3 separate regions of the Homo sapiens genome follow, and regions 1 and 3 are each linked to region 2. A link is an interaction called in ENCODE POLR2A ChIA-PET data of the cell type or tissue named here. Cell type or tissue: GM12878. All regions are shown on one strand. Each heading gives the region's core, and the rest is flanking DNA. Links, peaks and the distances in the headings are about the cores only. Region 1 overlaps DTX1 (deltex E3 ubiquitin ligase 1). Region 2 overlaps OAS1 (2'-5'-oligoadenylate synthetase 1). Region 3 overlaps DTX1 (deltex E3 ubiquitin ligase 1).

Evidence for each region. Peaks named below come from ENCODE experiments on the same cell type or tissue, not always from the same donor. Only the 100,000 strongest peaks of a DNase experiment are listed, where the experiment ranks them.
Region 1: POLR2A ChIA-PET joins it to region 2 with 7 read pairs; 1 of 35 experiments calls an interaction of 5 or more read pairs at or near these places.
Region 3: POLR2A ChIA-PET joins it to region 2 with 5 read pairs; 1 of 35 experiments calls an interaction of 5 or more read pairs at or near these places.

The regions. Positions count from the first base shown.
Region 1 is chr12:113,058,701-113,066,397 of GRCh38, reverse strand. The region is part of intron 2 of DTX1 (deltex E3 ubiquitin ligase 1); the gene reads right to left. Among named protein-coding and RNA genes, the nearest start is that of DTX1, 5.8 kb to the right of the region's middle. RefSeq lists a silencer at 887-1,087 and enhancers at 572-1,130, 7,642-7,697. In GM12878, for the core only: a CTCF peak has its summit at 3,540; no DNase peak of the experiment used is centred there; H3K27ac peaks cover 1,282 bases.
Region 2 is chr12:112,919,653-112,930,376 of GRCh38, reverse strand. It overlaps OAS1 (2'-5'-oligoadenylate synthetase 1), which reads right to left. Exons shown (of 6, transcript NM_016816.4): 6 at 10,474-10,724. Among named protein-coding and RNA genes, the nearest start is that of OAS3, 13 kb to the left of the region's middle. RefSeq lists enhancers at 2,431-2,600, 2,897-3,066, 2,937-3,106, 2,950-3,119, 3,225-3,394 and 20 more and cis regulatory regions at 2,354, 3,807. In GM12878, for the core only: no CTCF peak of the experiment used is centred there; a DNase peak (open chromatin) is centred at 5,196.
Region 3 is chr12:113,067,468-113,078,191 of GRCh38, reverse strand. It overlaps DTX1 (deltex E3 ubiquitin ligase 1), which reads right to left. Exons shown (of 10, transcript NM_004416.3): 3 at 87-768. Among named protein-coding and RNA genes, the nearest start is that of DTX1, 16 kb to the right of the region's middle. RefSeq lists an enhancer at 10,624-10,724. In GM12878, for the core only: no CTCF peak of the experiment used is centred there; a DNase peak (open chromatin) is centred at 7,815; H3K27ac peaks cover 977 bases.

The sequences.
Region 1 (7,697 bases), core at 479-5,478, 140 kb before region 2:
CACCACCATGCCCACTAATTTTTGTATTTTTAGTAGAGAGGGGGTTTTACCATGTTGGCCAGGCTGGTCTCGAACTCCTGACCTCAGGTGATCCACTCACCTTAGCCTCCCAAAGTGCTGGGATTATAGATGTGAGCCACCACACCCGGCCTACACACCCCATGATTCTTAGTAAGCAGCTGGGATGGGAACCCAGAGCCTGGCCCTCACCAACAGCATTCCCCGAGGTAGCTGTTTCCAGGTTCCAGGCCCCATGTCCTCAGTTGATGTCAGCCAGAGGCAGCTAGGGGCTGCTGGGGGTGTCTGTGTCAACCCAGAGGCTGGGTGGGCTCATGGGGGTGACTATCTAAGGGACTGGAGCTGTCCTGGGGACTGGCTACCACCGGTTGTGATTCCAGAGCCAGGTGGAAGGATGGAGGCCCAGGGAGAGACAGAGGTGGCGGGCGGAGGCCTGGGAGCACCCCAGGCACCCCCATGCACCAAGAACATCACACTGGAGAGAGAGTTAGGGACCTCAACCCCATTGCCTACTGCCTGAATGGGCACTTGGAGCCACTGTGACCAGTCCTGCCCCAACCCCTTGGCCTCCCCGTGGCCTCCCCGTCCTGGCCCCTCCTCGTCACCCTCTCATCACACCCTCCATCATCTCCCCTCCCAACCCCTCACGCTTCACTCCTTACCACCTTCTTCACCATCCCCTCCACAGCCCCGCTACCTGTCACTTCCGCATCACCTCCCCTACTCCAGCCCCCACGCTTCCCATCACAGCTTCCATCTCCTCCTTCCTCTCCAGGTCAGACTCCGCAGCTCCTTTGGAAGAATGAGGCGGGGGATGGGAGGAAGCTGGAGAGGAGGAGGGAGGGAAGAAGGAGGAGAAAGGGGTGAGGGGAGGAGAAGGAGAGGGAGAGGGCTGCGAGGGGGTCTGTCCCGGGCATCCCCACCCCCAGCCCGGAAGGCGCGGGCGGGTCGTTGATGGTGCTGTCCAAGGTACTCGGTGGCCCGGGCGAGCCTGGGAAGGGCCGTGCGCACCCAGCTGCAGACCTGGATCTGATCTCAGACCCGTCTCTTCTCAGCGTCGGCAGGCGGCTCCCCACCCTCTGAGCTTCAGCTTTACTATGTGTAAAATGGGGTGACACCCGCTGGCTGGGTGAAGGGAACCCAGACAGACTGTAGGAAGTGCCTGAGGCTGCCCCTGCCCCACCTGCTCCAGCTCCAAGGGCCCGTGATTAATGAGGCTGGTCCTGCAGCGTGGCTGTGAGTCCCCCGGGGCCTGGCTGCTAAAGGGCAGCAGCTGGCAGCCCAGCCTGCCAGGCCCCAGTGGGCCCCACGAGGCCTCCTCTACCCATCCCCTATCTCCCATCACAGCCTCCCTCTGCCACCCAGGCCTGAGACCCTCCTCCAGGACCCTGCTGAAGGACCCCTGCTGTTTCCTCCACCTGTAAGTGTTCCTCCTATCATTCTATTTACCCAAATCACACACTCTCAAAGGACTCCTCCTCCAGGAAGTCCTCCTCTCAGAGGCTCCAGGCATACACCATGCACATCCCATGGCTGAAGGCACCGTGCATCTGCCTAGTGAGGCATTTAAATCTTTTTCTTCCTCGAGCATGAGTGCTTACTACGTGCAAAGTAGTATCCTCCAAGCTTTTATCTACATATCTCATTTATGTATCTCATTATGTCCTCATGACAACCCTCCCAGCTAGGGACTATTCTTATCCCCATTTTACAGAGGAGGAAATAAACTCAGAGACGTTAAGGAATTTGCCCATGGTCACACAGCCAGCAAGGGGCCAAGCTGGGTTTTAGGTCTGTATCTGTTGTCCTTATGAGTCAGAGGGTTCAAAGGCTATTTCCATGATATGCATTTGCCTTCACCTTCACTAGACTCTGAAACTGATCTGAAATGGATAGATTAGACTCTGAAATGGATTTTGCCCTTCTCTCTGAGTCCCCAAGACCCAGCCCAGGACCTGGTACTGAGAAGCCACCAATGACTACCAAATACGAGCGATGAATTTAGTTTCAAAACAGGCTTCTGGAGTTAGCCAAGCAGCCAGAGACCATGGGTCTGCAATAGTAGAAATACAGACAGCGTGACTGGTGGTTGGGGAGCACCCACATATGGATTAGCTGGACCTGCTGCTACCAGAGATGGGCCGCTCCCTGCCCCTACACATAGTCTTTCTTGCCCCTGGCATCAGGCCCAGCCCTAGTCTCCAGTGAGGAGGCTGGAGAGAGGGTCCCAAAGGGTCCTGTAACCAGGAGCTGAGCCCTGGAGGCCTCCAGGGTAGTGCAGGCTGTCCCTGCCTTGGGCTAGACCCTGACAACAAGCCCCAAGAGCGCTCTCAAGGGAGAAGGGGGAAGGGGGAAGGGGTTCTCTCAGCCCTGGCATTAAATGTCACCTTGTTTTCTATCCCTAAGGCCTGTCTGGGGGGCCTGGGCTCTAGCTTAGGACTGGTAGGCTGTGTGACCTTGGGGAAGTCACTCACCCTCTCTGGGCCTCACTGTCCCCAGTTGGTGTCTAATTCTGGAGGTGTTTTCCCCGGTGATGGGAAAAGCTCCTCCCATCTGGGTGGTAACAGCCTAAGGGTCTCCAGCCTAAGTGTCCTCAGATAGTGCTTCCTCTCATGGCAGGGACCAGGGCTGAGTGAAGCCCAAGGTTTCCAGGGAAGGAGGCAGGCTGGAAGATCCCAGAACCAGCCACCACCTGCCACTCCAGCCTGTTGGCCAGCTTGGGGGCACCAGAAAAGGCCAGGCTTGCAGCCTCGGGTATGGCATCTTTGGATGGTCCCCAGCTGGCATCCCTCGGCCTCAGCTATCCCATCAGCAGAAGGGGCAGGAGGCTGCCATGCACCCCTCCAGCAGCACATGGAGAGCGACATGGGAGATACCAGGCAGATAGGTGCCCCTCCCCAGCTCCAGTCATATGAGGCCAGGGAGCGAGCTGGGAGCTTCTGCGGAAGTGGCTGAGTTACACCTCTGTCCAGCTGTGTGAACTGGGTGGGAAATTCAGGGTCTGGGTGAGGCCCTCGGAGGCGGCTGTCCCAGTGGCAGGGGATGTAAATGACCCCCCAGGGAAGATGTGGCTTCTTCTCTGGGAGCAGAAAGCCATTCTCAAACCTTTCCCCGACTGCCAGTGGCAGCCAACCCCCTCACCCCAAGACCCTGATGGCTCCTGGGCCCAGCCCAGCCACCAGCTGAGCATACCCTTCGGCCTTGGGCTTCCCATATGTGGCAATCTTTGTCTGTGGGAGGGACGGTTGGAGACAGAGGGAAATGAAGAAAGAAAGCTTTGAGGGAAACCGGGCACTTGGCTCAGTACTGCGAAGCGAGCAAGCGACCCATCCCTCGCCCAGCTCTGACTCTCCCTCCAACCCTCTGCCTGGGACACCACCGTGATTGATCTAACATCATCCAGCTCAGGGTCACAGCATTAGGCCTCCCCGTGGAGGGGCTCCAGTTTCCAGTCCAGACTCTGGGCTCTGGACCTGGAGGGCTTCAAAGGGAACCTCACCCCCTGCAGGGAGCAGTGAAAACAGCCCAGCAGGGGAAAGGTGAGGGGGCACGGCTGAACAAACCGCAGCCCCTGTGGGGCCAGAGCCTGGCTTCTCCCCTGTGGCCCCAGCCTGACACCGGGGCTTTCTTCCGCTGGCTGCACTGCACGGGAGGCACATACACAGGGCATGTGTGTGTCGGCATTGTGCGAGCAGACTGGTGCTGTGTGTGTGTACGCACACGCACGTGTACCTTGGTACACACCACAAGGGGTGGATAAGCCATGCTGGGTGTCCTGTGGCACCAGCACGGTCTTACCCCATGCTCAGGTTCAGAACATGTGGGGCAGGGGTCAGTGAACCTGCAGCACACAGGCCAAATCCACCCACCATCTGCTATCGTGCAGCTCAGGAAGTAAGAATGGCTTTTACATTTTTAAATGGTTGGGGGAAAAAAAAGAATATTTCATGACCCGTGAAAAAGATATGAAATTCAAATTTCTGTGTCCACAACTAGTTTGATTAGAACACAGCCACACGCATTCACTTACATATTGTCTATGCTGCTTTTCTGCTCCGATAGAGTTGAATAGTTACAACAGAGACTGCAGGTCCCACAAAGTTAAAAGATTTATTATCTGATGCTATTAGAAAAAAATCAGCCAGCTCCTGCATTGGGAAACTAGCAAAGCTAGGGCAGTCTCCCCTCAAAGTTCAAGTTCAGCTTCAATGAACATATCAAGAATTTTACAATTAGAAAATCTAGACAGAAGCTTGTGTTGATTTCAGCACATACACATGAGTTTTGGGTTTTACAGCATTATGTTGGAGTGTGTGTGTGTGTGTGTGTGTGTGTGTGTGTGTGTGTATGAAATATAATATTTTCAAGATTCACAGCCAGGCACAGTGGCTCACGCTTGTAATCCCAGCACTTTGGGAGGCCGAGGCGGGCGGCTCACTTGAGGCCAGGAGTTCAAGACCAGCTTGGCCAACAGGGTAAAACCCCATCTCTACTAAAAATACAAAAATTAGCCGGGTGTGGTATGTGGTAGCTTGCCTGTAATGCCAGCTACTTGGGAGGTTGAGGCACGAGAATCACTTGAACCCGGGGAAAGAGGCTGCAGTGAGCCGACATCACACCACTGTACTCTAGCCTGGGAGACAGAGTGAGACACTGTCTCAAAAAAAGAAGAAAAAAAAAAGATTTAAGATCTTTTGCTTGTCTCTCTTGTACCCACAGTGGTGAGCACGTGCTAGATGCACAGTAGATAATTAGTTGATGTTTGTGGGATAAAATCAGCCAGATTCTCTCTGTTCAACCCGACAACCCTGCTGGAGAGGTGATCCTCTCACCCATTTCACGGATGTGGAAACTGAGACCTGGAGAGGCCTGAGGTCACACCGTTGGCACTCAGGTCTGCTCCCTGCCGGTTGAGGCTCTTTTCCAGTGCGTTACCAATGAGGACAAGACGTCCTTTCTTGACATTGTTTTGCTCCTGGGTAAAGCGAGGGAAAAACCCTCACATATCTGGTGAGGAGGCCTCTTGCCCCACTCTCCAGCAGGTTCCCAGGCAGCTGAGGTCTCCTGCCAATCGCAATAGGTTTCCAGGCCTTCCTCCCTCTCTGGTTGGGGTGGGAGGGGGTTCCTGGCAGGCTCCCAGGAGTCCATTTAGGAATGAGTGTTTTTTTTCCCTTTTCCGGCAAACAGGGGGCAGGTGTGGAGTGAACAGCTCTGGAGAGAGGGAGAGGGGAAGTGACCAGAGCTGAACTTCTGGGGGATCCAGTGAGGCTGAACCATAAAAGGGGTACTATTGAGAGAATGGGGCCTGATGAAAGGGGAGTGTGCAAGTCTGGGGACTCGGGAACATAAGGGGATGCTGGGAATAGAAATGGGGGTCCCCCCAAAGATAAGAGGATCAAAGGTAAAGTTGCCAACTTGGCAGCCTTGTGGGGAGTCTGTCCCTGCTTCTAAGGACCCTGCCGCCCATACCCAACCCAGCTAGGTCCCGGAAGATCTCTACACCCAGCATTAGCTCTGAACCTGCAGAACACCAGACCTCCTAGCAAGGAGTGACACCTACCCACTTCTGCTCTCACAGCCCTGCCCTCTACCCCTAGGAGAAAACAGAATGGGGCGGGTAATGTGCAACACTTCCCCTTCTTCCATCAGGTCCTTGGTGCCTCTCTGGAAGAATGGGCACATGGAGCTAATGATGACTTCTACTCTCTGGATCAAATTCAAAGTTCTTTGCGTGGCTGTCCAGGCCTGTACATCCGGTCCTTGCTCAGCTGCCATCTTGCACCATCTTCCCCTTGGTGGGAGATGCATCCCAAACAGAACGGACTTAAATGTCCTCTGCCCCTTCCTACCCCAGGGCCTTTGCACTGGCTGTGCCCTCTGCCTGGGACACTGGCACCCTCACTCATTCTTCAGATCTCTGTTCAAACATCACTTTCTCAGGCTAGCCTTCCCTGAGTACCTCTGGGCCAGGTTTAGTTCATGCTCTCGGATCTGCCACTGATTGTCTCTGTGGTGATATGTTTGCTTGCTCCCTGACCACACCAGGACCTTCAGTGTAGGTCCTCCAGCACAAGACCTCGACTGATGACTTTGTCTTGCTCCCTGCTGTACTCCAGTGCTTAGCACAGAAATTGACACACAGCAGAGATCAATAAATAATCATATGATGGAATGCATGAACAATTGGCACCATCAGTGATGGTGGTCAATGCCTGGAGTTACGGAAACATAGATGTACTAATCTGTACCATCAATAAGCCATTTGTTATGAATTCGCCTGTGTTTCCAGACATGGTAAGCACTCTGTGGGTACCTAGCAATGTTCCGGACTATTGGAAAGTTCAATCATTGCAGAAACTTATATTGGACTGTGCTAGTTAGAAAGGCTGGCCTCCTTTCTAACTAGCATGGTGTAATAGAACTTTCTGCAACAATGCAATGTTCTGGATCTACACTGGCCCACAAGGTACCACAAGACACATGTGGCTATGAGCACTTGAAGTGTGGCTAGTGAGACTGAAGAACTGGATTTTACATTTTACTTAGTTTTAATTAATGTAAATTTAAGTAGCCACATGTGGTTGGTGGCTAACATATTGGTTGGCACAGCTCTAGAGGGAAAGCGAGCATCCTACCAGCCTGGGGTTATTACGTGTGGTTCTGTCATCCAGGGATTCATAGGAACTTCCCCAAACCCCATCAGCTGGTCCTTGGGGGGTCAAACATGCCAAGGATTTCTAGGCTGCTTCTGCACGGCAGGACCCCACCAGTCCCCACTGCCCATGGAGCTTGTCACAGATACCACCGGGCAATGACTCAGGGAGATCTCCCCAACGATGACAAATCTCCAGAACAAAAGAGAGTAGGCCTGAGAGTGGGACCTCATCGATTTTATCTCCATCATCAGCCATCACATTACCACCAACGCAACCATCAACATCACCATCATTACAACCACAACAGGATCACCAATACCACTAAGTAACAGCCACACACAGGGCTACCAGCCACACCACATGGCCACGAAGACTGCCACCAACATCATTCTCTCATTTTCTCCATCATCACCACCCCATCACACCACTTCCAGCACCACCACCAACACAACTATCAATGTCACCAACACCACTGAATCCCATGGTTAACGCTATCACTGACATCACCACCAACACTGCCACGTCACCATCATCCATCCCTCCATTGTCACCAAGACCCCACCACCATCAATACTATCACTGAGTCACCACCAACACAACCGCTAACACTGTCTCCTCCATCATTGCCACCTCACCCCACCATCAACACCACCAACGCCCCCCATCCCCAATTAATTACCACCAGCACGACTCCACCCCACAAACCAACACTTGGAGCCAGTATAGGATACCAGTTAAGAACTTTGGTTCTGGAACTCAACCGCCTGGGTTTAAATCCCAGCTCTGAGTTTAAATCACTCAGCTTCTGGGAGACTCGGTTTCTTCATCTATAAAATGGGACTCATAATAATACAACAATACACAGACTTACTGCCTGTGATTCTTGGGAAAAATCAAATGAGGAAGTGCATGTAAAGCCCTTATTCTACAATCCCATGCTACTGCTGTTCTAGGTTCTGTGCTCAGTGAGCACAATTTTATTTAATCCTCACTCAGCTGTGAGAGATATTGATCTACCCATTT
Region 2 (10,724 bases), core at 2,474-7,473:
ACTTGACCTCTCAAAGCCTCTGTATCAGGCCATTCTTGCATTGCTATTAAGGGATATCTGAGACTGGGTAATTTATAAAGAAAAAGAGGTTTAATCGGCTCATGGTTCTGCAGGCTTTACAGGAAGCATGGTACTGACGTCTGCTTGGCTTCTGGGGAGGCCTCAGGAGGCTTACAATCATAGCAGAAGGCAAAGGGGGAGCAGGCATATCATGTGGCGAAAGCAGGAGTGAGAGAAAGTGGGGAGGAGGTGCCACCCAGTTTTAAACAACCAGGTCTCATGAGAATGTACTCACTATCATAAGGATAGCACCAAGGCGATGGTGTTAAACTACCCATGAGAAATCCACCCCCATGATCCAATCACCTCCCAACAGGCCCCACCTCCAACACTGGGGATTACATTTCAACATGAGATTTGGGTGGAGACATACATTCAAACTATATCAGCCTCAGTTTATTCATCTGCGAAATGGGGAGAGTCTGACATACCTGTCTCAAAGGACAGGCAAGGCAAGGCCACGCACACTAAGTGCTAAGCACAGTAACTCAGGGAAGGCCACCATCATCATTATCATCTTCTTGCTTATCTCCCCCTTGCCTTCTTCCACCTTATTATCATAAAAAAGGACTCTTCTTGCCTGGGTGAGAAGACAGTTGCCTTCTGTGTGACTTTGGGCTAATTACTTAACCTCTCTGTGCCTCAGCTTCCCTATCTCTAAAATAAAGATGTTAATAGCACCTACCTCATAGGATTTATATGAGGATTAAATGGGTTAACATTTACAAAGTGTTTGGGACAGCACCTGACATCTGGTAATGGTTTGATAAATAAAATCTCATTGCCTGAGGCTCTTGTGTAGGTAACTCCAGGAACCAAACAGAATATGCAACAAACTCCCAAATGCAGAATTTATAAAGGGGCTCCTCAGTCATGTTAAGAATACATAAAGGGGTTGGAGTGTGGAGAGGAGCAATGTTTGGCAAAGAGATTGCCCTGGAGAGAACTGTTGTCAGGTGATGTGTTGCTTCCCTTTGGGAGATGGATGGGGGTGTGATATTCCTTGCCTCAATCCAGCTGGCTTCCCAAGGACCCCTTGGAAAGCTTTCCATCTAGCTGGGAGACACAGAGATTCTGAGGTCTGCCTTACACCCAAGAAAGCTGAAGTGGCCTGTAGTTGCCTGATGGGGGCAGGATGGGCTTCATTTGGGAGGCATTTCCTCTGGTCCAGATGTGAATCACATGGGTGACAATTCTGGCATGGGGTCATCTTGGGGGCTTGTCTCACAGGGCCCTCTGGCAGCAAAGAGATGCTCACAAGAAGCTGGGTGTGGTACAGAAATCTAGATGAGGCAGGAGTTAGACGGGACCATGTAGAGGAGAGATGTAGAGGCCCTGGGAAAGGGACTTACAGAGGTTCCCAGGCCTGGGATTGCTGTAGAATCCATAAACACACCCTCTCCCCCAATCCTCAAGAGAAAGCGCCACTTCTAGCCATCTGCCAGACCTCAGTGTGGTAAACTGAGTCACTGGCCCCCATTTCACTGCTTCCTGGATCCATGCTTTGCCATGGGATGTTGTAGTTCCTCCCACTAAAGACGATGGTTACTTCCCAAGTCCTTGAGTTTGCTCAGCCATGTGACTTGCATGGCCAGTGGAATGTGAGAAGTGACGGCACGTCAGTGCTGGGCTGAGGCCTTAAATGGCTTCATGTGTCTCTGTTTACTCGCTTGTGCTTCTGCCATCTCCAAAGCCCATTCAGCCTGGGCTCCAGAAGACACGCACAGAACAGCCTTAAATGCAACTGGCAGGAAGGAGTTGAGCTCAGGAGAACCCACAGCATATACAGAGGTGCCCAGCTGAGCCCAGCCTGGATCAACCAACCCATGCTCACATGAGCATCAATCACTTCACAGTTGTTTTAAGCTACTGAGAGTTTTGGGGTAGTTTGTTATGTAGCAATCACTAACCAATACACTTGGAAGGAGTAAATCTCTTCTCTCAAGAAAGAACTGCTCTAGTCCTCCCATGGAATGATTCTGCTGCTTCCCAGAGGAACAGAGAGAGCAGAAGGCAACCACAACCCCATCCCTGGAGGCAGGCTGCTAACTTCCAGTCTTAACTGGGAGAGACGTCTGCCCTTTGACCACAGAATGAAGGGTTGATAAAATATCAAGGACTGAACATTCAAATTCCTGAATGAAGGATGTGTTTGTAACTTGAAGGGACAGAGGACTACCTATTAGCTGAGTTAGCAGAAAAATCATGAGACCTTCCTGCAAACACTAAAGATCCTGGCACTAGGCTTAATACGTCACTTTATGCAGTGATCCTGAGTTCAGTGGGTTTGCCTGTGGTCAGCACAAACCCAAACCAGGAGAGGGACAGGCATCCACAGTTCTGAGGCTGTCCCTTCAGGCATGCTACAGTCTTTGGTCTTCAAGTCATAGGATTCAGTTCAGTAAATGCAAAGGTGTCTGTAATTATGGACAAGCTACAAGTATGCTGGATTCTATTTCCAGCATCCTTGCTCCCAAACATAGATGGTTGCTGTGAACTGTGACGTGACCTCCAACAACTTCTCCCTACATTAGCACAGCGGAAAAAAAAATCAGAAAATCTGGTCATTCTTGCTTGATATAAGTGAAAAAGACACTTATATTGCATCTGAGTCATGCTGCAGCTTGGGGGTCTGTTTGTTACAGCAGCTAATGTTATCCTAACTAATTCATCAAACCAAGATCATAGTAGTCCTGCTGCAATCATGCATGTTCTATAGAGTAAGGTTGATTTTAGTACAAAGCTGTCATGTGGGAGACTGGAGGCCTCGCCATTTGTGGGAGAGAACAAAGATGGTGAATAGAAGTCTCCTATGGCCAAACACAAGATCTTTAATTTCATAGGATTCTGGGAGTCACATGGCTGAGAATAGGGAGGGAGGCACTTCTTAAATCCACCGAAGATCCTATGCTCTGAATGACGTGTGACCAGAGAATTAGAATCAATGCTAATTTCAGGTATACAGTGATGTTGTGGGAAGTCAGGGACCCCGAACGGAGGGACCTACTGAAGCCATGACAGAAGAACATAAATTGTGAAGATTTCATGGACATTTATCACTTCCTCAATCAATACTCTCATAATTTCCTATGTCTGTCTTTAATCTCTTAATCCTGTCATCTTCATAAGCTGAGGATGTATGTTGCCTCAGGACCCTGTGATGATTGCGTTAACTGCACAAATTGTTCGTAAAGCATGTGTGTTTGAACAATATGAAATCTGGGCACCTTGAAAGAAGAACAGGATAATAGCGATGTTCAGGGAACAAGGGAGATAACCATTAGGTCTGACTGCCTGGGAGCCAGGCAAGACAGAGCCATATTTCTCTTATTACCAAAAACAGGTAAGAGAAATATCCCTGAATTCTTTCCCCAGTAAGGAATATTAATAATTAACAGCCCTGGGAAAAGAATGCATTCCCGGGGGGCCTCTAAAATGGCCGCTCTGGGGGTGTCTGCCTTATCCAGTTGCAGATAAGGGATGAAACACGCCCTGGTCTCCTGCAGCACCCCCAGGCTTGCTAGGATTAGGAAATTCCAGCCTGGCGAATTCTAGTCAGACTGGTTCTCTGCTCTTGAACACTGTTAAGATGTTTATCAATGACAATGCATGCACAGTGGAACATGAAACTTCCTTAGTAATTCTAGTTTTGCCCTGACCTTGTGATCTCACCCTGACCTTCTGCCTTGTGATCTTTTGTCGCCCTTGAATCATGTGTTCTCTGTGACCCACACCCTATATGTACATTTCCTCCCTTTGAAGATTGCTAATAAAAACTTGCTGGTTTTATGGCTCAGGGGGCACCACAGAACCTGCCGACATGTGATGTCTGCCCTGGACACCCAGCTTTAAAATTTATCTCTTTTGTACTCTTTCCCTTTATTTCTCAGACCAGCCGACACTTGGGGAAAATAGAAAAGAACCTACATTGAAATATCGGGGGCTGGTTTCCCCCGATACAGTATGATATTCAAGCATCATGTCGTACTCCTCAAATACATGCATTTTTTTATTAACATAAAATTTTAGGCCAGGTGCAGTTGTTCATGCCTCTGTAATTGCAGCATGCTGGGAGGTGGAGGCAGAAGGAATGCTTGAGGCCAGGAGTTCAAGACCAGCCTGGGCACAATAGTGAGACCTGGCCATTACCCCCCACAGGCTCCTGCCATCAGATTTATTGGCCCTCTAATAAATTATTATATCATTTATTGGATAATTATAAGATAAATAGAACTGTATTGATTGGACCTCTCATAAATAGTGCCTGTTATCTCATCAGACAATTGTCCCTGAGGAGTCTCTTGCTCATCTTTGCATCCCCAGCACTTAGCTCAGAACATGGCCCAGGGCAGACCTTTGATAAATATTTTTGAATAATCATCATAATAAGCTCTAACTTCCTTTAGGATAAGCTATATGTGAGGTACTGCCATAAATCCATCATCCATTAGCTCCTTCAGTCCTCTCTGTAACACTAAGAGCCACAATTGCACCCAAATTTATTTATGTATTTATTTATTTACTTATTTCTGAGACAGGGTCGCATTCTGTTGCCCAGGCTGGAGTGCAGCGGCTTGATCATGGCTCACTGCAGCCTTGACTTCGTGGGCTCAAGGAATTCTTCCTCCTCAGCCTCCTGAGTAGCTGGGACTACAGGCATGAGCCACCACACCTGGCTAATTTTTTTATTTTTATAGAGACAGGGTCTCACTATGTTACCCAGGCTGGTCTTGAACTCCTGGGCTCAAGCAATCCTCCTGCCTTGGCCTCCCAAAGCATGCACACCTATTTGACAGAGGAGAGCCTGTTTCACCAAGGAGTTAGGTAAGTGACTTGATGTCTCATAAGATTCAGAAGCAGGATTTGAGCCCAGGCAGTGTGACTCCAGAGCCCTGGGTTTGATCTGCCTGAAGGGAAGTTTGGGGAGGGGCAATACTGGCCTGCGGTTGGCTGGGAGAGGGGCCCTGGCACCTCACAGACAGGCGTGAGGGGTGTGCAAGGAGGGGATTTGTATGAGGAAAAGGGGGAGGGTGTGGGAGAGTTCACGCAGGGCCTCAAAGACAGCAGTACACCAAAATTCACCCCCTCGTTGAGCTGGGAGACCTAACATGAAGCTGAGCGTGCAGAGTTCACCCATCAACCCTGGATCTCAAACTTGACATTGAACGTTTCCTCATTTTGAACACTTCCAGCTGTGCCCTAATTTCTTCTGTGAACTTCACTCTCATTTCTGTTGGCTAAACATTAACTCTTTTTAGTTTTGTTTTCTCGGCAGGGAGGAGCTGAGGAAATTTATCTCTGAGGGCTCAGAAATTTCCAGCTCAGGTGCTTCAATGTTATACCATAGTTTCCCTCGTCCTTACACACTTGGTCCTCTGTTTCCAAATCTTGTGAATTTGTCCTTGAACCAGCAGCTCCAAACAACAGCACCCCAGAGCTTTCTGTAGCCTGTGCCTGCCAACTTTGCGTAAACTATCAGATCTTAGCTGTGAGAAATACTTCCCAAAAGTTTTTTTTTTCTGTGCAAGAAAAGTGTCTTTATTATTTCCCGTGGCCACAGAAAATTTAGAAAAGTATAAAGATCACCTATAATGCTATAGCCAAATATCACCACTGAAAATGTTTAAGTCTCCCATGAAGCAACCATTGCAAAATGAAATTAAAGAAAGCATGCCAAGTACGATAGTACTGAAACAAATACTTGGGAATACATATGACAAAAACCATGAAAGACCTCTGCAGGGAAAATGATAAAACATTGTCACTGTCACTAAAGAGGACAAAAATTAATGAAAAGAAACTCCAAGTTCATGGATCAGAATCATCAAATTCTATATAGATATATATATAAAATATAGATGTTATTCTTCCCAAGCTAATATGTGTAATTCTAATCAAATGCCTCCCCATATTTTGGGAGGAGCTTCACAAATTGAGTATAAAATTAATGTAGAAATAAAAAGGGCCAAGAGGAACCAATGACTTGATAAAAAGAGAACAGAGTTCTCCCAAAGATACTAAGAATTATAAGGTTATAGTAATTAAGACAAGGTTGTGTTAACTCAAGGACACAAAAAATAGACCAATGGAAAAGAGCAGAGTCCAGAAACAGACTCCCACATAGATGGGCTCTGGGAATATTTAAGAGGTGGCTTTGCAAAGAAGTGGAGAGAACATGATCCGTTCAATAAATGCTGCTGGGATAATTGAGCATCCACATTGGAAGAACTGGAACTGAACCCCTTCCTCACATGCCATATAAAAATAAATGCCTTTTGTTGTCTGTGCTTTTGGTGTCACATCCCTGAAATCACTGGAAAGACCAATGTCATGAAGTTTTCCCCTAAGTTTTCTTCTAGTAGTTTCAGTTTCAGGTCTTACGTTTAAGTCTTTAATCCATTTTGAGTTGATTTTTGTGTATGCTGTAAGGTAAGGGTCCAATTTTATTCTTTTGCATGTGGACATTCAGCTTTCCAAACACCATTTGTTGAAGACACTGTCCTTTCCCCATTGTGTATTCTTGGCAATCTTGTCAAAGATCAGGTGGCCACGTATGCAAAGCACAGGCAACAAAAGCAAAAATAGGCAACTTGGACTACATCAGACTAAAAAGCTTCTGCATAGCAAAGGAAACAATCAACGGGCTGAAAAGACAATCTATGGAATGAAGAAAACATTCACAAACCATACATCTAATAAGGGTTAATCTCCACAATATGTAAGGAACTCCTACCACTCACTAGCAAAAAAATTAATAACTTGATTTAAAAATGGGCTAAGGATAGGAATAGATCTTTCTCCAAAGAAGACACACAAATGGATAACAGGTCTATGAAAATATACTCAATATCACTAATTATCAGAGAAGTGCAAATCAAAATCACGATGCAATATCACCTTACTCCTGGTAGGATGGCTATCATTTTTTAAAGAATGAACAAAAGATAACAAGTGTGAGGATGTGGAGGGATGGGAACTCTTGCACACTGTTGGTGAGCCACTGTGAAAAACAGTATGGAGGTTCCTCAAAAAATTAAAAATGGAACTACGATATGTTCCAGCAATCCCACTTCTGAGTATCCAAAAGAATTGAAATCAGGATATCAAAGAGATAACTGCATTCCCATGTTTACTGCAGCACTATTCACAATAATCAAGTGGAAACAACCAAAGCAACTATAAATGGATAAATTCGTTAAAGAAAATTAATGTATACAGTGCACACAGTTAATGTATACAGTGCACACATTTAATGTATACAGTGCACATACAGCCTTTAAAAATAAGAAAATGTGTGTGGGAATGGTAGCTGTGATCCCAGCACTTTGAGTGGCCAAGGAGGAAAGATTGTTTGAGGCCAGGAGTTCAAGACCAGCCTGGACAACACAGCAAGACCCCATCTCTACAAAAAAATTTAAAAATTAGCCAGGCATGTTGGCACACAACTGAAGTCCCATTTACTTGTGAAGCCGAGGTTTTCCCTGACTCCTAGGATGGCTCCTAGAAATGCAGAAAAGTATGAAATTCCAGAATTGCTGTGGAGCTGATGGAAGAAGGTATTAAGAGGCCAAGGGAAATGGGCACAGTGAAGAGGAGTGGATATGTTTACTATGTAAGTCTGGAAATAGAGTCCCAGGGGACAAAACATTCCCCGAGGCCATAAGGAATGTGTGGAGAGAGGGACACCTGCATCATGAGGTGTTCTGGTGGTGGCCTCCTGGGAAGAGGGGCTGTTACAGAGCTTGGATTGATAAGGGCAATAGGGCAGGCAGGACTCCCAGAGCAATAGAAGCCAGGTGGGTGCAATGACTATAATGAATGGTGAGGTTGGAGGGGCAGCCAGGGGTCGTGACTGATACAGGGTTAGGGACCTGGTTAACACAATGTGGCCTCTTAGTGACTTAGTGGATGAGTATCTTGAAAGGGCACTACTCAATTTATACCATTAGAAGAAATCAAGGCCGGACGACCAGGGGGTTAAGGGGAGCCATTCCAATAAAAAGTCATCATCCCTTCCTGATTTTTGGAACTGACCAACCCAGTTTTCAGACTAGACCCCATTAACAAAGAGGAGGCAGAGTCCCCTTGGGAAAGGATGCTGTGACACCATAGCATATATAGTAATGGTTTCCCCCAAAGGACCTATGGCCATTTATTCAGAGGATGATACACTGGAAAAGGGGAGTCACTCAACATTTCTAAGACTGTTGGGCAGAGGATCAACACTGATAACGAAAAGCGTCATCAGATTCTGTCCCCATCAGAGTAGGGGCATATAGGAGCCAAGAGTGAAAAATGGAGCCCTGGCCAAGTCAGGCTTGTCATTTGCCCACTGTGTCTATGGACCGACCTGGTGATCATTTCCCTGTCCCCTGAATGTATATTCAAAAAGGACATGCTTGGTAAAAGACACTACCCGACATTGGCCTGAGGGTTAAGTGAGGGCTATCACAGTGAGGAAGGTCATGGGGATACCTTTGAAACTGCCACCTCCCTGGCCAGGATAGTAAATTAAAACCACTATTACATCTCAGAGCCAGGGAAGTACAGAAATTAGCACCCTTTTATTAAGTCCTAAAGGGCTCTGCAGCTGGTATAGGCTGTGGTGCAAGTCGCCCCTCTACTTGGCCCACACCAGCCTGGCAGACCCCATGGTGTTCAAAGTGTTAGTCATGGGAAAAGGTGTCATTCAGAGATTATGGCAATATCTATTTAGAGAATTATAACACAGACCCCTCCAGGACTCTGGAGTAAGCCCATGTCATTTGCAGCAAAAATGTCTATGCCCTTTGAAAAACAATCCCGGTATACTCCTGGGTCCTGTTGTAGATGGAAGGCTGATCACGTGGCCATGTGGCTCTTCGATCAAGCAACTAATTACTGATTCCATTAATCTACTGTTGGTTGTGGCATTGCTATAAAATGAAACACTCTCAAAAGGCAACACAAGTGCATTTTCCACACAGTAAAATACAATGAAGCCATTACATTGGGATGTCCACACTTGCCTATCAGCATGGAGTGTGTGATGATTGATTTTATGTGACAAGTTGACTGGGCTAAGGGTGCCAAGATAGCTGGTGAAACATCATTTCTAGGTGTATCTGTGAGGGTTTTTCTGAAAGAGATTCACATTTGAATCAGTAGACTGGCATCATCTAATCCAGTCTACAAATAGGACAAAAAGACCGAGGAAGGGTGAATCTGTGCTCAGGTTGAGCTGGGACATTCATCTTTCCCTGCCCCTGGACATTGATGCTTCTGGTTCTCATGGCGCCAGAGTAGGAAAACATAAGCTTTCAATGAATGAGGACACATTAAGACCATGCTACAGTGATTAAGAACATGAGCTTTAGAGAGAGAAGGATTAGGGTTCAAGTTCAGACTCTGCCCCTGACCAGCTGGGTGACCCTGGGCAAGCACTGTAACCTCTTAGAACCTCAAGTTATTCCACTTAATATTATGAGAATAACAACAAAACCCATCTCACAGGGATGTGGGGGGACTAAATGGAAGAATATAATCTGGACGGACCAAAGGCTGCTTACCAGCCACCAAAAGTGACCAGCAACTCAGGTGATCAGAGCATGCTAGGTTCTTTTGTGAGTATTTATGAGAGTTTTATATTTTAGAGTCTTATGAATGATATGTTGATTCTTGGTCCCAAGGACAGTGTGACAATGTGGCAATGTAAGTCAGTATAGTCGAATCTTTAATCCAGTGATTTACCTTGGAGGACAGAGCTGTCCAATAGAAATACATAATATAACACAAGCCACATGTATGATTTCACATTTTCTAGTAGCCACAATTAAAAAGGGAAAAGAAAGAGATGAAGTTCATTTGATTTAACTCAAATATATTTAAAAATTGTCATTTCAGCACACAATTAAAAAAATTATCAGTTGGCAAGAACTTGGCATTCTTTTCATTTGTACTAAGTCTTTGAAACCAAGTATATACCTTGCACTCACAGCACATGTAGATTTAGACTAGCTACATTTTAAGCATTTGATACATGTGGCTAGTGGCTGCTGTGTCACACAGGGAGGTTCTATAATTTTTCTCAGAGATATGGAGAAAGGATAAATCAAGGATGCTTATTTCAGAATTATTAGTAATAGGAAAACCATCTAACATTAAGATGTTTTGCACAAATGTCAACTCCATGAGGACAGGGATTTTTTTATTTAAAAAATTCTGGAAGTCTTGGCTCTGCAGGGTCATGAGGACAGGGATTTCTGTCTGCTTTTGTGCATTGCTATATTCCCAGTGCCCAGAGCTATGCTTGGCACATAGTAAGTGCTCAATAAATATTTCTTGTTGAATCAATGTATATACACACACAATACCCCTAGATATGCATCTGTACTTCTTGGCTCTGTGCCTTGAAGTTAATAAACACCCAATAAATGGTATTTGCTTTATTTTTATTGTTATTGATAATACATTAGACATTACCCTCCCATCAGGTGCACAGAAGAAAGTCAAGGCTGGAATTTCATTCTCTTATCTAAATCTCTCTGTTCTCTCTCAGGGAATATTTTCAGAGAATAGGTGGAATGAAGTGAGGCTGTGGAGAATGTTATCTATGATAGGATAGAGGGCATAGAAGGCCAGGAGTCAGGAGACCTGGGTTCTGTCCTGGATTATACACCAGCTCA
Region 3 (10,724 bases), core at 5,265-10,264, 150 kb before region 2:
CTCCTGCCCTAGTGGCCAACCACCCCCGGGCTTCGTCCTTGCCTGCGGACGACGCAGAGGCCCCCTCCCCCTGGGCCCCGTCTTACCCCGGCGGGATGGAGGCGCGCGCGCTCACGCTGGTGGTGCGCTGGGGCCCGGGCCGGTTGAGGTTGTTCTGCCCCGGGGTGCGCGCTCCGCCGGGGGCGCCCGGGCTCCGTGGGGGCGCCCCGGGAGGCGGCGCGGGCTCGGCGGGGCCGGCGGCGGGCGCTGCCCAGAGCGCGGCGCCTGTGAAGGTGGCGCTGGGGCGCACGGCAAGCGCGCCTGGAGGCCCTCCAGGTGGCGGCGGCGGCGGCAGCGGGGGCGCGGGGGGCGCCTTGCGGCGCTGCGAGGCCAGGATGGCGTTGGAGGCGGCGCGCGTGCTGTTGACCAGCAGGCACTGCTGGCAGGAGCAGGGCTGGCCCGAGCTGGCGCCCACGGGCCACGACTGCGACTTAGGGATGGAGCCCACGGTGAGCGGGTAGGCGAGGTCCAGGCGGCGGCGCAGGCGGCGGCGCCGGCGCGTCTGGCGGTTCATCTGCGACATGCTGTTGAAGTAGATGAGGTAGCAGAAGCCTAGCGATGAGAGGTCGAGCCACGGGTGCTGCTTCTCGTAGGCGTTCTGGATGGTGATGCAGATGTCCATATCGTAGGCCGTCCATGCGCCGCCGTCGTTCTCCCACTCCCACACGATGCCCTTGCCCGGCGCCGACGACGGGTCGTAGAAGTTGCGCCGCACGGGCCGCATGGTGCCTGTACTCGAAATGGGGAGGAGGCGTCAGCACAGCGGGCGTTGGTCTGCGCGGCTGGAAGGGCGGGCCACAGCCAGGCAAGGGTGGGCGGGAGGTTGGGGGGTCAGCACAGGCCTCCAGGGGGTCCACCCAGACTTGGGGAGAGGGTCAACACATGCACGGAGAGGAAGGAGGTCAAGGCCCAGGCATGAGGTTCAGCACAGGCTGGAGGGTCAGGACAGGCGGCAGCCAGGGTGAGGGGGGCCGGGGCTAAAGGTTCAGCGCATAGCACTGGGGCGAGAGGTGGGCAGGGGCGCGTGGTCAGTAGATTGGGCGTAGGGGCGGGAGAGCCACCAAACAGGGTGGGGGTGCCAAGATAGCCTGGGGTAGGAAACCAGCAAGGTGTGGAGGGCTCCCCCACCCTCCACCTCTCCAGGGCCAAGACAGACACTGAAGTGGGGGTTATCACAGGCCCTGGATGGTGCGGGGGAGGGCAAAGGGGGCCTGGGGGTTCTTCAGACCAGAGTCAGATAAAGTGGGGCAGGCATAGACAGAGACCAAGGCCATGCACATAGGCCCCATGCAGTCCTCTTCTTCATTATAGTTTGCTCACTCATTCAATGATTCATTCATCAATCTGTTCATGCCTTAGTTCATTAATTTAAGCACTATTTCATTTAGTCATTCAACAATTCTTGCATTAGTTCATTCACTTATCCATGCCCTAGTTCACATATTCATATATTCCTTCATTCAATGATTCATTCATTCATTGATTCTTTCCTTAGGTCATTCATTCGTGCCTGCAGTCATCCATTATGTTATTTTATTTTATTTATTTATTTAGAGACAGGGGTCTCCCTATGTTGCCCAGGCTAAGTCTCAAACTCTTCGGCTCAAGCAATCCAACCGCCTTGGCCTCCCAAAGTGCTGAGATGACAGGTGTGAGCCACCATGACCGGCCCCACTTTTTTTTTTTTTTTTTTTCCAGGCAGAGTATTGCTCTGTCGCCCAGGCTGGAATACAGTGGCACAATCTAGGCTCAATGCAATCTCCGCCTCCAGGTTCAAGCGATTCTCCTGCCTCAGCCTCCTGAGTAGCTGGGACTACAGGCATGCACCACCTTGCTGGGCTAATTTTTGTATTTTTAGTAGAGATGGGGTTTTGCCATGTTGGCCAGGCTGGTCTCGAACTCCTGACCTCAGGTGATCCACCCACCTCAGCCTCCCAAAGTGCTGGGATTACAGGTGTGAGCCACCGCCCCTGGGCCCCTTATGCTTTTTTTAAATTGATACCTTTATGTATTCTCCATCTTCAGCCCACTCCCGTATTCAGGCATTCAGACATTCCTTCATTTACCATCATCCTATTTAAAAATGTGCACCCCCCACGTACTTTCCCCTCTCTCCTTCCCCGCTCCATTTTCTCCCTCAGATATACTTCACATTCTACCCATTTATCTTGGTTTCTGTCTGTCCCCCCCTCGCTAGAATGTAATAGCCACAAGGTCAGGGATTTTGTTTTATTTACTGCTATATCCCCAGCACCTGCACACAGCAGGTGCTCGAGCGATATTTGTTGAATGAATGAATAAATTCATTAGGTCACAAATGGATTCTTTTTTTTTTAATTCATTCACACTTTGTGCTCATCCCTGCATTCGTCCATTCCTTCATTTGCTTATTTGTTACTTTCATTCATCTGTTTGTTTCATTTGTTACTTCCTTCAACAAACAACTGCTGACTGCCAGGTGGGCCCCCTTTCATAAAGGAGGGCACTGAGGCTTTACTCCAAACCACAGCTTCATGTTTGCCAAAGCTCTGCGTGCTCCCCTGACAGCAAGGCTCCACGGGAAACTCTGGGCTAACCAGAGATAACCCAAGGTCCAGGCCGCAGGACTTCTCAGAGCCTTTAGCCTGCTCTGTGTCTTGGGGCTGATGAAGTGAGTCTTTTGCTGGGTTCATTTGGCACACCTGCAGAAAGGCTGCACACTTGACTTCCCCTCAACTGCGGGAAAGTCCCTTAAGCCTCCTCAGGCCTTAGTGGCCCCATCTCAAAAAGAGGGGTGATCATCCATGACCCAGCCCTTCCCTCTCACACAGTATTTGGGGGAGGAGTGAGTGAGAACAGCTGCAGAGGGTCTGGGTGGGACCCCAGGGCTGGGAGGCAGACAGCCCTCACTTCAAGTCCTGACTTTCTGACTTTCCAGCTCTGTGACTGTGCGTAGGCAACTCAGCATCTCTGGGCCCCAGTTTTCTCATGTTGAAAATGGGCATAAGCAGACATGCAATAGAAGACTGCTGCGTTTGCCAGCTGTAGCAACAGTTGCTTGTGGGGTTGCTGAGAGGATCAATTGAGATAAATACCGTGTCTACTCTGATGATTCCAAAATCTGCCATCTTTGGCCCCGTCTTCTCCCCTGGGAGCCAGGTTCATGACCCTTCCCTGGAGAGGTTTAACAGGCACCTTGAACTCAGCTCTGCTCTCCCCTGCCCCAAACCTGCTCCTCCTGAAGTCTTCACATAGCAATTCCTGGCAGCTCCTGCGCTTCCGGATGCTCTTCCTTGGACCCCCAAATCTTGGTCTCATCCTTGACTTCTACCTCATATCCCACCTCCAATCTGTCAGTAAATCCAGTCATCTCCACCTTCAAACACATCCACATCTGACCACTGCTCCCCACTGCACTCACACCACCCAGTCCCCGCCATGTTATCTCTCCTGCCTGGACCATTGCAGTAGACTCATGACTGGCCTCTGTAATCCATTTCCCATACCGCAGCCAGAGGGATCCTGCTCAATGCAAGTCAGATCACATCTTTCCTCTGCTCAAAATCCTTCCTGGCTTCCGCTCACTTGGAGTAAAAGCCAAAGTCCTTGCCATGACCTACAACGAAATCACACATTGTGGGGCCCTGTCCTCCTCTGGCATTGTCTACCTCCCCCTTATCACTCACTCCATTCCAGCCACCCTGGCCTCCTTGCTGTTCCTCAAATACACCAGGCACTGTCCAGCCTCAGGGCCTTCTCACTGGCTGTTCCCTCTGCCTGGAATATGACCTCACCATTCCCAGATGTTCTCATCATTTCCTCCCTTCTTTCTTACAGGTGTGTGTTCAAACATCTAAAAGTGCAGCCCTCCTATTGCTGTCCTCTGAGCTTGCTTTATTTTCCTCCCTGGCACTTGGCATTACCTGACTGACTATATATATATATGAGAGAGAGTCTTTCTCTGTCACCCAGCCTGGAGTGCAGTGGCGTGATCTCGGCTCACTGCAACCTCTGCCTCCCAGGTTCAAACGATTCTCCTGCCTCAGACTCCCAAGTAGCTGGCATTACAGGTATGTGTCACCCAGCTGATTTTTTTTGTATTTTTCGTAGAGACGGGATTTCACCATGTTGGCCAGGCTGGTCTCGAACTCCTGACCTCAGGTGATCCACCTGCCTCAGCCTCCCAAAGTGCTGGGATTACAGGTGTGAGCCACTGCGCCAGGCTGTGACATGATGTATTAATCTGCATGCATTCTTTATGCTGCGTATCCTCACTCTAGGCTGTCAGCTGCAAAGTCAGGGATCTTGTCTGCTTTGCTCACTGCTGTACTCCCAGCACCTGGCACAGTACCTGCACACAGTAGGACCTCAAAACCTGGAAGGCATTTCCATTGTTAATTGGCATCTTCCTCGGGTGCCTGGCCCAGGGATCTGCAACCAGATAGGGGAACTCAGACTGTTCCACACTGGTGTGTCCCTACTCAGGGCTGAAAGAGCTTGTCCTCTGCCCTCTCCTCTGTTAGAATCACAAGGGCTACAGACTAGCCTTGTGCCCTGCCAACTGGACAGGCCCCAATAGCTGGAGAAATCGAGGCACGGAGCTATGGCTATTGATATGAAAGGGGCGGGGTTGAAGAGGTGGAGAGGTTGGACTGGCAGCCCAGCCCCAGGAAATAAGGTCCCTGGGCACCTACCATGTTCCAGCCAATCAGACAAAAACTTCCCCTGCATCTCTGGGGCAGCCTCACTCTGATGCCTGATTTATCATTTTAATTGAGTGTGTGCAGATTGATTTCTTCCCTGGTGATGGGGCTTCCTCCACAGTAGGCCCGGGAGGAGGTGAGTTAGAGAGAAAACCCTGGATCCTGCTCCCACCTGCTCTTGTGTGCTGGTCTTCCCCTCTCAGGGCCTCAGTTTCCCCACCTGCAAAATGAGGGGTTGTGATGACTGATCTTCAAGGCTGATGTGCCTGAAGTACCACCATTCAGCTCCTGGTGAGGTGAAGGCAGTGTATTACCTGAAAAATGTGCAGGATAGGAAGGGAAGCAATGGGAACCCGCCTTATTTAACTTCCCCTGTGTGCCAAATCCTGAGCTCGGCAGGGGAGGGGCCGGGATAGGAGGTGCAGAGTGAAGTGATTCAAGCAACTCAGAAGTCTCTCGGGTCGAGCCAGGTGCAGTGGCTCATGCCTGTAATCCCAACACTTTGGGAAGCTGAGGCGGGTGGATCATCTGAGGTCAGGAATTCGGGACCAGCCTGGCCCACATGGTGAAACCCCCGATCTCTACTAAAAAATACAAACATTAGCCAGGCGTGGTGGTACGTGCCTGTAATCCCAGTTACTCAGGAGGCTAAGGCATGAGAATCGCTTGAACCCAGGAGGCAGAGGTTGCAGTGAGCTGAGATCACACCATTGCACTCCAGCCTGGGCGACAAAGCAAGACTCTGTCTCAAAAAAAAAAAAAAAAAAAAAAAAAGAAAATCTCTCAGGTCTTGTGCAAATCCTGGCTGGTACCACACATAGCCTCAGTGCCCTTATCTATAAAATGGGGGTATTAATATCTACCCCAAAGAATTACTGGGGAAACAAAATGAGATAACGTATAGGCAAAGGTGCTTAGCAGAACACTTAGCATTTAGTAAGCACTCAATGAATACAGCTACAATGGCTGATATTACATATGTTACCCACATTCATCCTCCCCCAGCCCTTGTTCACTTGGCAAACTCCTATTCATCCAGCAAAGCCCTCCATGTGCTCATCTCCTCCAACATGGGCTTCTCTGTTCTGTTGCTATAGTTGGCAAACGCAGCAGTCTTTTATTGCATGTCTGTCCTCACACTGTCATTATTTGTTTTTGTTCTTAGTCATCCTCATTGGTAGATCACTTTTGGGAGGACAAAGACTACTAGGTCAGATATGCAACTATGTTTGGAGCACCAGGCACAAAGCCTGGTGCAAAGAAGACATCTGCAAGCGAGACGGGCAACCTACTTGGCACTTGGAGGAGTGGGAAAGAGGAAAATCTGGGCTTGATGGAGAGGGAGTGGAGATTGGAGAGCAAGCAGCCCCCAGGGTGGAGGCCAAGCTTCGAGGGGTCCCTGGGGAGGACCCTCAGGCCAGGAGGAGGATTCTCAACATCAGCGTTGGCCAGCTCTGCAGCAAAGGACTCTGGGAGCCCGTCAGGGCCAGCTAGCCCAGGCCTCCCTCTCTCCAGGGCTCTATTTACCAGGTATCGATTTTCCTGCCTGTTTACTGGTAGTTATTAAAGGCTGTGTCCCTGGAGTCCTTTTGAAACAAGATTGGAACCTGGAGAGCAGGAGTAATTAGGGCAGCTGCTGTCCTCCCCGCTGGGCCCTGCACCCCGCAGCGCCCGCCGCTGCCCGCCTGCCCATCCGTCCGCCTCTCCGGCCCAGGCTGGCCATGGACCAGGCCGAGGGGGTGGGCAGCTGGTTCCTTGGTGACCTGCCTGGACTTCGATCTCAAGATTTCTAAGGGAGCAGTGGTGGAAATGCTCCTTCTCCTCCGCAGTGGCCATGGCCTAGATTTTCAGCCAGAACAATGGGTCTAAGAAGGGGCTGGAGTTTCTTCAGCCTGGGAAAGAGGCTGGGCCTCAGGCTGGTGGCCCAGAGCAGACCACACCCCACTCTGGCCTTCAGGGCACCCTGCTGTGCTGGCCACAGGGTCTGCGTCCCCCAGGCAGTTAGGGGCCTGTGACAAACATGGGCTCCGTGCCTCTGCCTCGGCCTGTTTTTGTGTCTCTGCCTTTGTTGTCTTCCCCTTCTCTCTCCTCCCTAGTTGCTTAAAAATGTTTGGCAGAAAAATTCCAGGCTTCTTCCAGCTGAACTGGAGAAAGGGGCTTTGGTCAGTGTCAGCTGGAGGACTGCACAAGCTGGGCCCCTGAGACCGGGTGTGGGGGCGGCCACAGCCACAGCTGCCAGTGACTGCTTCATGCCTGGGGCAGAGACAGGGTGACAGCAGGATGGAGAGAGACAGAGAGAGACATACATGATCAAAGAGACTGTCAGAGACAGGCCAAGGCCAACATGGGAAACTGAGGCAGATACCAAGAGAGCTGGAGTCAGAGATAGAACGAGCTTGAGAGATGAAAAGAAAGGGAAGCTGGAAACCTGGAGGCTGAGACCATCATGGAGAATCAGGGAAACCAAGGCTAGCATTTATTGAGCACCTACTGTATGGCACATGCTGCACTCAGCACTCTCCTTGCACTCACTCATTCCATCCTCACACCATTGCTTCCAGGGAGGGACCAGGACTATTTCCATTTTACAGATGAGGAAACTGAGGCCCGGAGAGGTGAACTCTTGGGAGGGTGAGAGCAGAGGGCTGGGAATGATGCCACACTCGTGGAGTAAAGGCAGGCCCAGGTTGGACTGGTTCCATGGGGTTCAACCTCACCAAGTGGTAGCACAGCCTAGGATACTTCCAGCGATGGAGAGCTCACTACTTCAGCTTTACTTTCCGTTGTTTAGCCGTGTGAGGTTTCTGCCCTAGAGCATGGTCCCGATCTGAACCCACTGCCTAGAGGTGGGTATGTGGGTGCCTCAGCCCCCACCTCTTGGCCTTAAGAAGCAGCTGACTCCATGGAGAAGGGGGAGGGTTCTGAGCCCCCGAGCCTTCCTCCTGCTGGTCCCTCAGCCTCTAAACGGTTCCTCTCTGGGCTGGGCCAGCTTCAAGGCCCAGCAGGGAACCCCTCCCTTTGGGGGTGGCTTCCCGGAGGGAAGTGATCTCAGTTTGGGGGCACCCAGACCCTGACGGGAAGGGGGCACGTGGGAGGCGGTCATGGGACATCCTGTCAGGCTGGGGGAGTCCCACCACAGGCTGAGGCCTGTGACCGGGGGTTGGGCAGTGGCTGGGCCCCAGTCAGAGACTTCACTGAATCCTTCACCAACCCAGAAGTCATAATACTAACAGCCATCCACACTCAGAGAGCACACTTTTCTGCCCCAGGCTGTGTTTAGCTCATTCAAGCGAAAGAGTGTGTTTAGCACCCCTAGGAGGTGGGGGTGTTATTGCCCCATTTTAGAGGCGAGAAAACAGAGGCACGGAGCAGTTAGGAGCACACCGGATGCCATCTGTGAGTGGTCCAGCTGGAGCCTACACAAGGCCACCTTGCTTCATTTGCTGTTCCCTCTGACTTAGTCTCATGAGCCCATGTTCTGGGGGAGGAAACTGAGGCACAGCGGTTGCATGGTAAGTAAGTGACATGGCTGAGGTTCCAACCCTGGATTGCTATGTGACCTTCTGGAATAGCCCCTTAGCTGGCATCTGCATGGCTGCTCACCTGTCTCCTACAACAAGGACAACAGCGGCACCCAACACCTTACCGAATGCTCCGCAGTGCCAGCAACTGTGCTAGGGGCTCACACACATCATCTCCCAGTCCTCACAGCAGCCCCAGGGGTGTGTGTGCTAATATTAGCCCCATCGGACAGATGGGGAGACTGAGGCTCCCTAAGAAGACGTGGAAGTCTGGCTGGGGGCACCGGCTGGGCTGGGATTCGAGCTGCAGCCTGTGGATCCAGGCTGCCTCACCAGCTCCTGCCCCATGATCAATAATCCCGCAGTGTTCTGTTTCCCTCCAAACTCTCCTCTGGGATTCATCAGGCTAAGCTGTGGCCCATTAGTGGTTTCCTTGTGGTTGAAGCTGGCCCAGGTTCTCCAGGGTCTGCTGGAAGCCAGGCCAGGGTGGTGGGGAGACAAGGGGAGGAGAGGGGGTCTGCAGTGCTGCCTAAGGAAGGCTGAAGGGCTGCGTGGCACTCGGAGAGGCTACCACCTTGGAGGCTGCTGGCAGGCGGAGGCGGGCACTCATACGCCATGGGCTGTATGGGGGGCTTTCTGGTCACCTGGCTTCCCACACACCCAGCAGGGGATTCAGATCCCTAGCAAAGCAGGAAGTGGAGGGGGAGGGGACAGAGGGCTGGACAGTCCTCCACAGCCTGAGCCCTCCAAACTGCTCCTTTCTCATCTGTGAAATGGCATAATTGTAATAATAATAAAATAATAATGATAATAAACACTCCCAGAGGGCCTACTATGTGCCAGGCGCTGTTCTAAATGCTTCGTGTAAGTCAACTCTTCAGCCACAAAATGACTGGGGCAGGTTGTTATGATAATAATGATAATAAACATATGATAATGATAACTATTACGATCACTGTCTTGTACAAACACTGAGTGAAGCACAGAGAGGTGAAGCAATTTGCCTGAAGTCCAGAGTCACATAGCCACTGGGCTACTAAGTGAAGATTGAATCTAGTCAGGATTTGAACTTCCCCGACTTCCACTGTCAGCCCTCTGGCCCATGCCACCAGAGTGCTAGCCTGGACTGTTGCAGGGGCCTCCTCCCCATGTCCCAGTGTCCACCCTTTGCAATGTTCAGTGCATTCTCACATGGCGCCGGGGGGATTTTTCACAGACTCAAGGCTGGACTGTGTCACTCCTCTGCTCCACAGCTATCAATAGCTCCCTAGTGCCCTTAGGAATCAGTCTAAACTCCTTAGAGTAGCCTCTGAAGCCCATCACAAGCTGTCTGCACAGCCTCACACTCTAACCACACCAAAATTCCAGCTATTTTTTGAACATACCGTGTGTGCGGTTATGCCTCTGTATTTGCATATGCTGTTCCATCTGTCTAGAGTGTCCTACCCACCCCACCCCACTGGCCTCCCTGCTGAGTTCTTTCTCAATCTTCTGGCTCAGCACAAGCACTCTGTCTTCTTGGAATCTTCTCTGCCATCCTTAGGGCAAACCACTCGCTCCTTGGGGACTCCATAGCACCTTGCGCCTGCAATGCTCCCATCAAAGCACATAGCTCACTAGGTGCGGAGGTGTCTGTGTTCCTTCGGGCCTGGCAGCCCCTCCAAGGCTGGGCTGGTTTACAGTCACCTTGGCATCCCTCTGTGGTCAGGAGTGCAGGGAGGTAGGTCCTTGCAAAATGTTGGATGAATGAATAAATGAATGAATAACCAAATACATCTGAATGAACCTAACTGAATGCTGCTCATGACTAGGCTGGAGACTGCAAGCTGGGCGGATATGGTTTTGTTCTGGTTCACATGCTATTTACATTTAAAAAATAGTGACCTGTATTTATTTATTTATTTATTTTTTGAGACAGGATCTCACTCTGTTGCCCAGGGTGGATTGCAGTGGTGCCATGATAACTCACTGCAGCCTGCACCTCCTGGTCTCAAGCAATCCTCCAGCCTCAGCCTCCTGAGTAGCTGGGATCACAGGTGTGTGCCATCATGTCTAGCTATTTTTTTTTTTGTTTTTATTTGGTGGAGATGGGGTTTCACTACATTGCTCAGGCTGGTCTTAAACTCCTGTGCTCAAGTGATCCTCCTGTCTCAGCCTCCCAAAGTGCTGGGATTCCAGGCATGAGCCACCTCAAATGGCCTCACATTTAAAAATTGGGGCAGATTCACACCAGTCCAGATTTCAGAAATCCCCAGATATCCAAGGGTGGGGCCACAACAATTGGCCTCCTTGGCAACAGTGAGCAGGAGCTGAGTTATGCTGGCCCCATTCATGCCTTCAAGTATTTATTGAGCACCTGCTGCATACCAGGCACTGGAGAGCAAGACAGTTAAAAAACCTCTGCCTTCCCAGACACTGCACACACTTCTATTAGTTGCCCAGGCCCTGTAAGCATCTGAATTTGCAGCCTTTGTGTAGATGG